Linked DNA regions of Homo sapiens: region 2 is linked to region 1. Evidence: read pairs that join two places in POLR2A ChIA-PET (ENCODE). Cell type or tissue: HepG2. All regions are shown on one strand. Each heading gives the region's core, and the rest is flanking DNA. Links, peaks and the distances in the headings are about the cores only.

The links. Peaks named below come from ENCODE experiments on the same cell type or tissue, not always from the same donor. Only the 100,000 strongest peaks of a DNase experiment are listed, where the experiment ranks them.
Region 2: POLR2A ChIA-PET joins it to region 1 with 10 read pairs; 3 of 35 experiments call an interaction of 5 or more read pairs at or near these places.

The regions. Positions count from the first base shown.
Region 1 is chr14:54,045,614-54,050,998 of GRCh38, reverse strand. All of the region lies in intron 4 of LOC105370507 (a long non-coding RNA gene), which reads left to right. Among named protein-coding and RNA genes, the nearest start is that of BMP4, 91 kb to the right of the region's middle. In HepG2, for the core only: no CTCF peak of the experiment used is centred there; DNase peaks (open chromatin) are centred at 2,018, 2,918 and 4,498.
Region 2 is chr14:54,115,684-54,121,068 of GRCh38, reverse strand. The region is part of intron 4 of LOC105370507 (a long non-coding RNA gene); the gene reads left to right. LOC105370505 (a long non-coding RNA gene) reads right to left here. Exons shown (of 3, transcript XR_943880.4): 3 at 4,993-5,058. Among named protein-coding and RNA genes, the nearest start is that of BMP4, 160 kb to the right of the region's middle. In HepG2, for the core only: no CTCF peak of the experiment used is centred there; DNase peaks (open chromatin) are centred at 3,008 and 3,898.

The DNA.
Region 1 (5,385 bases), core at 292-5,291:
TTGCGCCAGCTTTCCCACCTCCGGGTTCCCTGGGCAAAGAAGGAGCTTTGTGGGCAGAAGTTCAAGCACTCCTGAAGAGTGTGGCCACTCGGAGCTTGGCAGGAATGAGGGTGGGGTGGTTGTGTGCTAGAAGCAGCAGAATTAATCCTGCAATTGCTTTTTTAATCTAATCTACTGTTTGTATTTCAATTCTGTACATTGATCTAATAATATTCTTTAGAAGAATTTTTTCTCTTCCTCAACCAGACCAAGTCTAGGATCTACTATTGCATTTGGTTATCACGTCTCTTTAGCCCCTTTTAGTCTGGAACATTGTCCCAGCCTTTGTCTTTTATCACATTGACATTTTTAATGAATACAGTCCTATTAGATTGAAGTTATGCATTCTAGGCCAGAGAACTGCATAGGTGATGTGTCCTTCTCAGGGTATCATGTTTGTTCTTCAGTGGTAATGTTAATTTCAATGACTTAGTCAAGATATTGTCCAAATTTTCAATTTTATAAAACTGGGGCTTTTATCACCGCCCCCCCCACTCCGCCCCTGACTCCCCACTCATGGAACTAATAAGCAGTCTGTGAGGTGGCACTTTAAAATGATGCAAATATCCTGGTTCTCATCAAAATTTCCTGGTAGGTGTAGCATTCATTCATGAGTCTTGTCTGACCCAATCTTTACTATCATGGTTGTGAAGTAAAGGTCTTTCAGTGCCGGCACTCTTTCACATTCACCAGACAGCTGTTACATTTCACTGCAACCCATGGTTTCCCTCACTTATTTACTATTTACTATTATTGGTATGGACTTGTGAATTCCTATTTTTTCAATGCTTTATAATTCCTTGCTATACTTATTTCTTTTAGTGCTCAAATTTATGTATTCTCATTTATGTAAAATACCAGGCAAATGCAGCTTTATGCAGCATACTCACATCCAATCAGATTGCAGCCCCTAAGTCTCTTCTAGTAGAAATTCTGGAGCCATCACTGTGTGTATGTGGCACGTATAAGACATACTTAGATATGCATAGATGCTCAGAAAACTGATAACAGGGGCTATCTTGAGAGAAGGAGATTAGAAGACAGAGATTTGAGGTTGGAGAAAAATTTAATATTCACTTTTGTAATATTTGAATTTTTTAAAGTATATGTAATAAATCATTAAAAATAAAAGGCTTTTTTTTTTTTCCCAAGCCAGTATCAGCGAAGCCAGACTAACTTGGAACACATTTTATTTTCTCAATCATTAAACTTCTAGGTTCCATTTTAAAACTTGGTAGGCAGACAATCTCCACTATCTAAATAGTGTTATTTGGTGGTCAACTTTAATTTGGGCCTGTGTTTCAAGGCAGGCCTCTTACACTAGGGCTGCAAATTCTGACTACTGACTCTGAGTTTTCAAATTCAGAAAGTGATTTCCAATGCCAGTGTTAACATGGTGTAATTGCTGTGCAATGCAGTACTGCTTCAGCCCTAAGCTCCATTCTATTAAGTTTTGCAAGCTGGGAGATGGGAGACTGTATGTGAGGTTATTAGATTGAGTGCTCATTTCAGCTGTTTTCTCATTTAGCTCCACTTGTCTAGGTTCGCAACGATGGCTGATTGGGCCCATGATGGTGCTTTGGAATGTAAATTGATTGCTGAGATGCCTGCCATTAAGTAGCTGTCCTACCTATATTTTGGATTATTTTGAAAATTCTGTATAAATCCACACACAATAGATCTTAGAATTTCTCTGCATTTAAAACATATGCTGTCACTGTGGTAAGAAATTTCTGTGAACCTTGCAAAGCTGTAGATGCCCTGGCTTAGCACAGAGCAGTTTATAACATACAACCCAGATGCAAGCTCCATTGGCCTACTCACAAGCAGCCTCGTGTAATTATTCCTCCATTAAGCCTATATGCAGACCACACTGAACTCAACCATAGTCTTTCTTTGAAAAAAAAAAAAAAAAAAAGGTGGCTTTATTATAAACACGAGGAAGCTGGATATTTTTGAGAGGTGTTTGCATTTTGAAGCCTTGTGGTTTTCTTCATCTCTTCAATAATCATTAACATGCTCAATAGTTAACCTTCCGGAAATGTGAAACTTTATATCTGAACTTTGCAGCATCTGTCTTGCAATGCAGACTGAGTTTGCTGAGGCTGTTTTTATAATCACTGGTGGTAAAATCAGGAAGACGCAAAATGAGCGTGTACTCAAGTGCAGTTCATCCAACATTCTAGACCTTAAATTAGAGTGATGAGCATAAACACTGCAAACAGAGTTTTTTTTTTTTTTTTTTAACTAAATTGCAATTATATTTTAAATTACCTACAATTACCAGAAACCATCTCAAAGCTAGAAATTAACTTCTTAGGCACTGGTCCCAGCAGATCAGCTGTTAAATGGACCATCCTGGGTAGCTGACTTCCCACTCTCGTTTCCTTCTGCACACAGCCTTGCACAAGCCAGGCAAGGTGGAACAGCAGGGCGGAGCCCGCGGTTCAGGGTCACGTGATAGGCGTTGGCCCTCAGAATGGTGCAACCATATTTTTACAACTTCCCAAATTACAGTTTCATTCAGGTTCATGACATTTTCATGAAATACTGTGCTAGCTTTCTTTTCGAGAGTAAGTGACGATTTTATTTTAGATTTTAATTGAACTATTTTTATGCAGCGGGTTTTGTCATCTGGTATTTAGGGCATGGAATTGGGTCCAGGAACCACTAGGACTATTCCTAGCTAGTCACTCACTGTGTGACCTTGGTAAGGGCTCTTCTGGGCTTTGGAGTCCCTGTCAGAATGATAAAGGCTGAGCCGTTGGGAAAGAACTGGACGACCTCCCTTGGAGTACCAGCTAGGGGTTGGAGGTTGGCTTAGGCTCAGGGCTAGGTTCAGCCTCATCCCACAGTCAGACCCCTCTCTGGTCTTTGTTGTCACATTCCCTTTCTGTGAAAGGATGGGGAACTTTGGACAGCCTTTCTTTACACTGCCTGGCTGGTACATAACTCAGCACATGGTTGACTTGAAGTCAACACTGTAGAGTACTTTGAAATGTAGAAATTTATACTTAGTGCGTTTGGGAGTGGATTAACTAGTTTAAATCTCACGGCCTCTTGTTCCTCGAGGAACTCATAACAAGCCTCTCTTCCTTGATCCAGTCTCTTATCTTGAATCCACAGCCCTAACTGTCTCCAAAGTGGTTTTGCTGAAATGCAAAGCAATGCCAATTTTCTTCTTAAAATCCTTCAACATTTCCCCATTGCTAAGGGCCATGCTGACTTGATTCCTGCTAATGCCTCTGCTTCACACTCCACACTTCTGCACACCAAATTATTCCTGTTTCTTTCCAATACACTACTCTTGTTCCTGTAAGACATCTTGTTTCATGCTGCCTTTCTTTCTGGCCTGTTCCCCTTGTTACTTCTGCACTTGGCTAAATCACAAACAATATTGATGCCTCTGTTTAAACCACCCTCTCGAAAAAGCCTCTATAGAAGCCCCTATATTGTGGAAGATACTCCATTTTAACTTACCATTTAATAAAGTTTTTTGAGTGCCTTTACTATGCACTCAATGTTATTAATCAATAGGTGTCATTTTGCTCGCATTAATCTTTCCGCTCATCTCTAGCTATGGAGAAAAGGAGGAGGGGGTCCAAAGAAGAAGAATTTGATTTCCGGGTGCCTATGAGAGGGGTCGCCACATGGGTGATGCTCTTTAGGGCTTGTTTGGAAGACCCATAAATTTTTAAGATCTGGAGAAAGGTGGAGCAGAATGAACATGCCTCTCAGCCATGAACTCATAAAGTTGAAAGATACAATTCAAGCCCAAAGTAAAAGACAGGTTTGTGTATTCTTTTGGACTCCATGTATGTATTGGACTAACAGAAAGTTTGGCTAATAATAGACTATATCACCCCTCCTTGTACTATTAAGGATGTGATACTAAAGTTATATTAAAACAGCTATTATAACTAGGAGATAAACTATGAAGAAGATTCATTTGATTATGCTGTGCTCTATAAATCATTTCAGTGATTTGATTAAATAATGTTTATTTAACCAAACTGCTGGGAGATTTCTGAGGGACAGATAGATAGGTGTAGAATTAAAAGGTGACAAAAGGTGGGCTAAAGTGTCTGCAATCACATTGTATCAACAGGAATTCCTTTGGCATCAATAGAAAGCCTAACTAAGAGACTTAAACTATTTTACTTACAAGCATTCCTCTGGAGGTAAGCAACTGTTTGTAGTTAAGAGCTCAAAAATACCAAGGTCAGTGTTTCTCCAATTCTTGTTGGCCTTTCTCTTGAGGTCATGAGGTGGCTGTCACAGCTCTAGACACTAGTCTATTCCCAAGGCAGAAAAAAGGGGACACAGCAGGGGTGATGCTTGTGGCATATGTCCTTTATGTCAGGAAAGAAACACTTTGCCAGAAGCCTCTGGAGACGTCCGCTTTTACCTCAATAGGAATCAGACTTTCTCACATGGACAACCCTCACTGCAAGAGAGCAGAAAAGCAAATATTTGGCTTTTCTAGCCTCTCTAATGGAGGATGCCAGAGGAGGTGGATTTGCAAATGGGAGTTGGACTAGCCAACCAATGGCATCTGCTACCATGTTGTCCAGTGCTCTCAGAAGTCATCACCCTTCACTGTTATTTATCATTGTCTTGCTCTTTGGGACTCTTTTAAAGTAAAACCTGGCAAAAATATGAAGTTGTGCATCGTTTATAAATTTCATCAGTTACCACAACAATGTGACTGCTGTCTTCAACAGGCTGTTCTGTACTTGGAGAAGAAGCATTTGCCTATGGTGTCAGGGAAAATTTTCTAATCTTGTTGTTTGGATAGATTTGAAAAAAAAGTGCAAATAAAAACGTCTGTCCTTGGTTTAACTTTTCACTCTTGTTTATTCATGGGTGCTTCTAAGAGCTTTTGCAAGTAAACCTTCTAAATCTTAAACTAAGTGTGGTAGGCAAACCGTCTCAAAGTTTACGGTTTACACTACTGATCGGGAAGAATAACAATCCATTAATTCTGATGAGGTAACTTATTAAAGGGCTCATGTGGAGTAAACAAGGGGGATTCTAGCAAGTTTGAAATCTTGAAGCCACACCGTCTTCTCTTTGTGGTGGTATATCCACAGACACCTCTCTGCTTCAGAAACACGTGTGGGTAATATGCTATTGTATCGATGGCGAAGGCAGTACAAAGTAGTGCTTAAGACATGAGTTATGGAGCCAGACTGTCTAGTCTCCAGTCCTACTTATGAACTGTGTGACCTAGGACAAGTTACTTAAACTCTCTGTGCCTTCAAATGTTACTATAATAATACTCAGTTATATTGAGAAAGTTTCCCAATAGAATATATGTAAAAATTGATAAATATTACCTCTTGT
Region 2 (5,385 bases), core at 114-5,113, 70 kb before region 1:
ATTAGGCTAGCAGACTAAGTTGATTCTCATGAGAGGAAAACGATTTTTTCCATCTCAAGTCGTGTTTATGCCTGTTCATTTGAACTAAGTTAAATCCTAACAAAGCAATCTGGATTCGCAGTTGAATGATTTATGTGTGACTTAGGAAAGGAGATAATTGCAAAACTATTTCTAATCTTTAGTTACAAAATGAACTGTATTCCTTTTATTCCCCTCACTCAAAGGTACTCTGGTCTATGCAATAATGGCAACTCGCAAAGTGGCGATAGGGAGTGGAGATGATTAAAAACTTTTCATTTGGAATTCTCCACAGACCCTGCTCAGATCCTGTGAACCTTCCCAGCCTCCCTCTGTATGAATCCACTCTCTAGTCTCTCTCCTTATTTTTTTGCATTGTGGTCTGTACCTTTGACAATTTTAGTACTTTCTGTTCTATTACCGATTTGGGAAAAATCTGAATTTCTGTCAATGCTAATGAGAAACTTTGGCTTTAATGATTCTTATGCTTCTCTGGTTAGGGTTTTATTTAATTTTGCCAACTGAAGTATGTCCAAAGTACAGTCCAGCTTCTTAGTTAGGTCAAGTGCATGAAATTAATCAAATACCAAAGAAGAGATCTATGCCCAGACACAGCAGGAATGCTCCAGACAATTGAAAGATAGAAAAAAAAAAACCATTCAAAGGGATGATTTATCCAGGGAACATAATGGGAAGTGGAGAAAGGTCAGGGGTAAGGGAGAATTGAATTTCAAAAATGATGTCCTTTAGACTGCAAGAGAATGTGAATGATAAAATTTGTTTGTTTGTTTTCTGTTTTGCTTTGCTTTTCTGTTTGAACAGCCAAGGGTATTTCTTTATGGCTCATCTCTCTGGTGTCATGAAAACCTCAGATAGAAAGCTGTAAGTAATGTCCCCATTATGGAGAAACAAACTCAAGAATATCTAAGCAAGAGAGTTGTAGGTGGCTCTCAGAGTTGCCTGATGGCTGGCTTTCTGTTTCTTTAAAAGGAAACTAGTCTGTGGTTATTTTCATGGGGTCAAAATTGAAAAAAAAATTATGATTACAACCTACAGAATTCCAAGTTCTATGAAGACAAAGAGAATGTCCATTTCATTTGGAATTATACCCCTAGGACTTAGTGTGATGCCTGGCTCTAGCATATGTTCACTTACTAAATATTTATTATTAATATTTATTAAAAATAGTGTCTGAATCAATAAGCTTCATAAAAGTATAAGCAATTCCAGATTCAAAACACCACAACAGAATTTTTATTGCTAGTTACTGATAGATACTTGATAGATTTAGTCTTACATAGTGAATACATGTGATATTAACATTGGTTTTAGTTTATATTTCAGGGAATCCATTGCAAGACTACCAGGAAAACCTAATCAACAGAGACTTTTGCCATTCCAAAAGATTCTCTTTACTGTGAGACATATATAGTAATATTTATTTGAAATGAGCATTTAGTCTAACCCTACCTATGATAATTGTAAGGATCAATGTATAAAATCTGGCCATAGGAAATAAAGATATCTGGACACTGATCAAACATTGTAGGGTAAAGACTGCTGGTATTTACTTCCAGTTATATAATCTTTATGGAGTCTATGTTGAGATGAATTTGAGAACTCAAGCCTTTCTTTTTTATTTCTAATAGATCAGAACTTCATTGTTCAGAGTGCAAACATTGTCTTTTTAGCAAGGTTTTAAAAGTAAATCTTGATTTGGAATAATTCTTTGAAAAGGTTTCTGAATAGTAGATGTTTCTTCTGTATTTACTGAATGACTAAATGAATGAATACAAAATAAGTCAACAAATCAGAGAATATATTGATTAGTTCCTCAGTGCTATTAGAAGGCAAGGAGCTTCATAAAACCACTACATATATAAATGGCAAGGAAAAAATTTTATTTCAAGTTTCAGTAACTTAAAGTTTAGGCCAGTTACTTCTGTTAGTTATCAGTAGCAGTAAATAACAAATAATAATAGTATTAAGCACAAAAGACAATCTGGATATGTTTAGCAAAGTAATTCCTAAAAGAAAAGTTGAATGAAAAATCAAAGTGCCACATTAAGCCTCAAATGAAGTCCATAAGCCTTGGCCAATACTTTTGCTCACTTTTAGTCATAACTCTTATTATTAATGTCATTGTAATTGTAAGTGTCAGCCCACTTGCTGGGGGCAGGGATTTGTAAAAGGGGATGACCTTCAGGAGTACAACATACTAATAAGAACGTCTCACAGATTTCTGGATATAGAGCTACAATGCAAAAATATTATATAAGGGACAGTTTTTTCTTTCAAAAGAAAGACAAACCAGCTCAAAACCGTACACCGGCACACACAGACCACCACCACCACAAGCTGATGGTGCCATGCCAGTTCTTAACAGTAGCTCCTAGGATGCCTAGTGTCCCACTCAGGTTCACATTCAGGTTCAGGTTCAGGCAGAAGCAGTGATATTAAGCAATGATTAGTGATCAGACAGTTGAGGCATGAACCGTCAATTTGCACATTCCTGAAAGAGATGTAGCCACATGCACTGTATGCAAAAGAAAGTGAATGTAGCATCATTAAGCTCTCACATCAGGTTTTTATCATTCAGTTTTATCATTGGCAATTACTGACATTTTTAAAAAATATGCTTCTTTGAATTAGGTTTCTTTTGAGCAAAGATCAGAAATGAGTCATGCCAGATTTTTTTTTTTGAGGTGGTTTGGTGATATCAAGTGTTGCTTTCTTGATTCTTAACATTTGTAAACACCTTTTTCTACCTGTGACTTTAGGTTTGGCTTGGATTGGTAAATGGGTGACATATGGGGCCCCTGATTTCCTGTGATTCCCTGATCACAGAAATGGCCCCCAAAATATGTAGTCTGCATATTTTTGCAGGGCCAGAACCCATGGCTGTGGCCTTTGCCCGCAAAGCAACCAGCCCACACAAATAGGAGAGCTACTGTTTATTTAGAAACGGCATTCAAACTGTAAAGTGACAGGCATTCTGACAAAGGCATGGGAATCATGATTTGGAATTCCTGATTTTTCCCACGAATGGGATTTGTATGAAGCAACCTGCCTTATCCCCTTTTACCTTCTCACACTACCTCAACCTAGGCCAGTTCTGAGTACTTTCATTGAGCTGAGATTGATCATCTAAACCCAAAGCCAGCTGAGATTGATCATCTAAACCCAAAGCCAGTTTCCTTTGAGTACATAGGCTTTGCAAGAATGGCTTTTCCAAGCAATGGTTTTAGAAAACAGGTGCTCATAATATTCAAATTGTTTATGTTTTTAATAATTTCTTTGTTTCTCCTCCAATCCTAGTCCAGACTTGCTAATCCTCAGCATTTCTACTTTCCTATAATGGACAATCATAAATTTCCAGAGAAGTAAGGGTCCCTGGGTCTGAAGCACAGTGCCGTTGTTTGTTCAAGATATTTGGAGACTGTGCCAAGTGCAGAACAAAACATGGTTTATGGCCTTCATTTGGCATTGATTTGTGCTACAAAGCTCAGAGTATCATTTCCTCCAGAGGCTTTGCGTTTTTAATGAGAGAAAATATTTCCAACTACAGAGTTCTTGAAGAACTACAATGTTTAATTTTTGAAAACAAAAATCTTTCAAAATAAAGCGGCTTAAAAATTTTTCATTTTAAGTTGTTGCTTTTAACTAGAGCCTTCAAAATGGTCTTTCCAAGTAGTGTTCCTTTACTAACAGTCACTGGTGTTGCTTCCTGGGGGACGCAAACCAACTTGACACACTGGCTATGATGTTAAAAAAAAAACGGGAAAGTGGTATCAAGAAACAACATGACTTACTGGCTTGTACCCTGCAACTGGACCTGAGTCAGAACTCTTCCACTGGCCTTGGAGCCTCAAAATGGATGGAGAAAAGATGAATCACACAGATTTTAAACAGATAGCTTTTTCAAAGAAAGAGCTTCTCTCAAGAGTGAGTAGACCAGCAGACTCATCATGTCCAATAGAGAGGAGGTAAATACAATATTATGGGAAATCCATTGCAGATGAATTAGGATGAAAAATAAATTAAAAACCAAGTTAGCTTCCCAGATAAGAGTAGAAATATCCACTGGAATAAAAAGGGCTAAACAAAGAGGACAAAATGAAAGGGCTTAACACCTTCCCCCAGAAAGTCACTTGTCTTCCAGAGTATTGACTTCCCTTACTCAGATCCTTCCTTTGTCAGGAAAAACAAAACAAAGCTAAAGAACAAAACTATTAGGCCCAGCACAAGTATTAATATTATTCACCCTTGAAAGAAAAGCTTGATTATGGGTGATGCTAGGCCCAATTTTCACTGGCTTATCTAAAGGATCTAGAAACCACAGATTGCTGGGCCACACCCTCAAGTTTCTCATTAGTAGGTGTAGGGTGGAGTCCAATAACTGGCAATTTTCTCAAATTCCCAGGTTATATCATGCTGCCTGTGCAGGGACCACACTTTGAGAACCATTGTTTTAGCGTAACTCATTGGTTTTGAGATCCAAGGAAATGGAAGCACATGTGTTTAGGGTAATCTTGTGCTAGTTTGCATTTATTCTCATATATATGTCAGCACATGCAAACTACAGTAGAGGAGGCATTTACCTGAATAATTCAGGCTCACAAATGACTTGCACTCCATTAAAATACTTCAAGCATAGGAAGTGTTTTCTAGGGGAGTAGGGAGGGGAGTGTTTCTGAATCACCCTATGACTTGCTTTATTGCCCGTTTTTATTTTGCATATGTATAGCAAAGTATTGTTTGCCTTAAGAGAAATATGTTCACCTGTCTCTAATGATGGCTTTACTCTGATTTCCTGTTTGTGCAAGATCTGGAAAAAAAGTTGTGTTAGGAAATGGGAATGGGAATGGGCAAGAGGTTTTCTAGATAAGCTAGTTTTAAAATATGTCCTATTCATATTTCTGGTGTCATTATGAAAAGGTCACAGGCAGTCTGAAGATGAGTTTATTGTTACCTCAAAACTGAACGAACCCAAAAAGTGCTTCTTACTTGTTTTCAGTCCAGGCTTTAACTAGGAAGACCCTGGAAGACGTCATGGTAGAGTCTTAGAATTTCCAGGATGGTGTTAGGACAATTGATAACTATTTTGTCCCACAAAACTGCACAATGTCAAGGAATCAAAATAATCTCAGTGTTAACTTAAACCAACTCTTACTTAATGCTGATACAGTTCTTAACTCCTAATCTATTTTCTCTGCATTTCCAACTTTTGTTTTGTAAGCCTACAAAACAAAATGTATATGATATACATTATCATTTTTGTTCCTTATGAAAGGCCTGAAAAGCAAGTCTTAGTTTGTGTGCTTTACTGATGAGGAAGCTGAGGTCAGAGAGGCAAGCTAGTGAGTG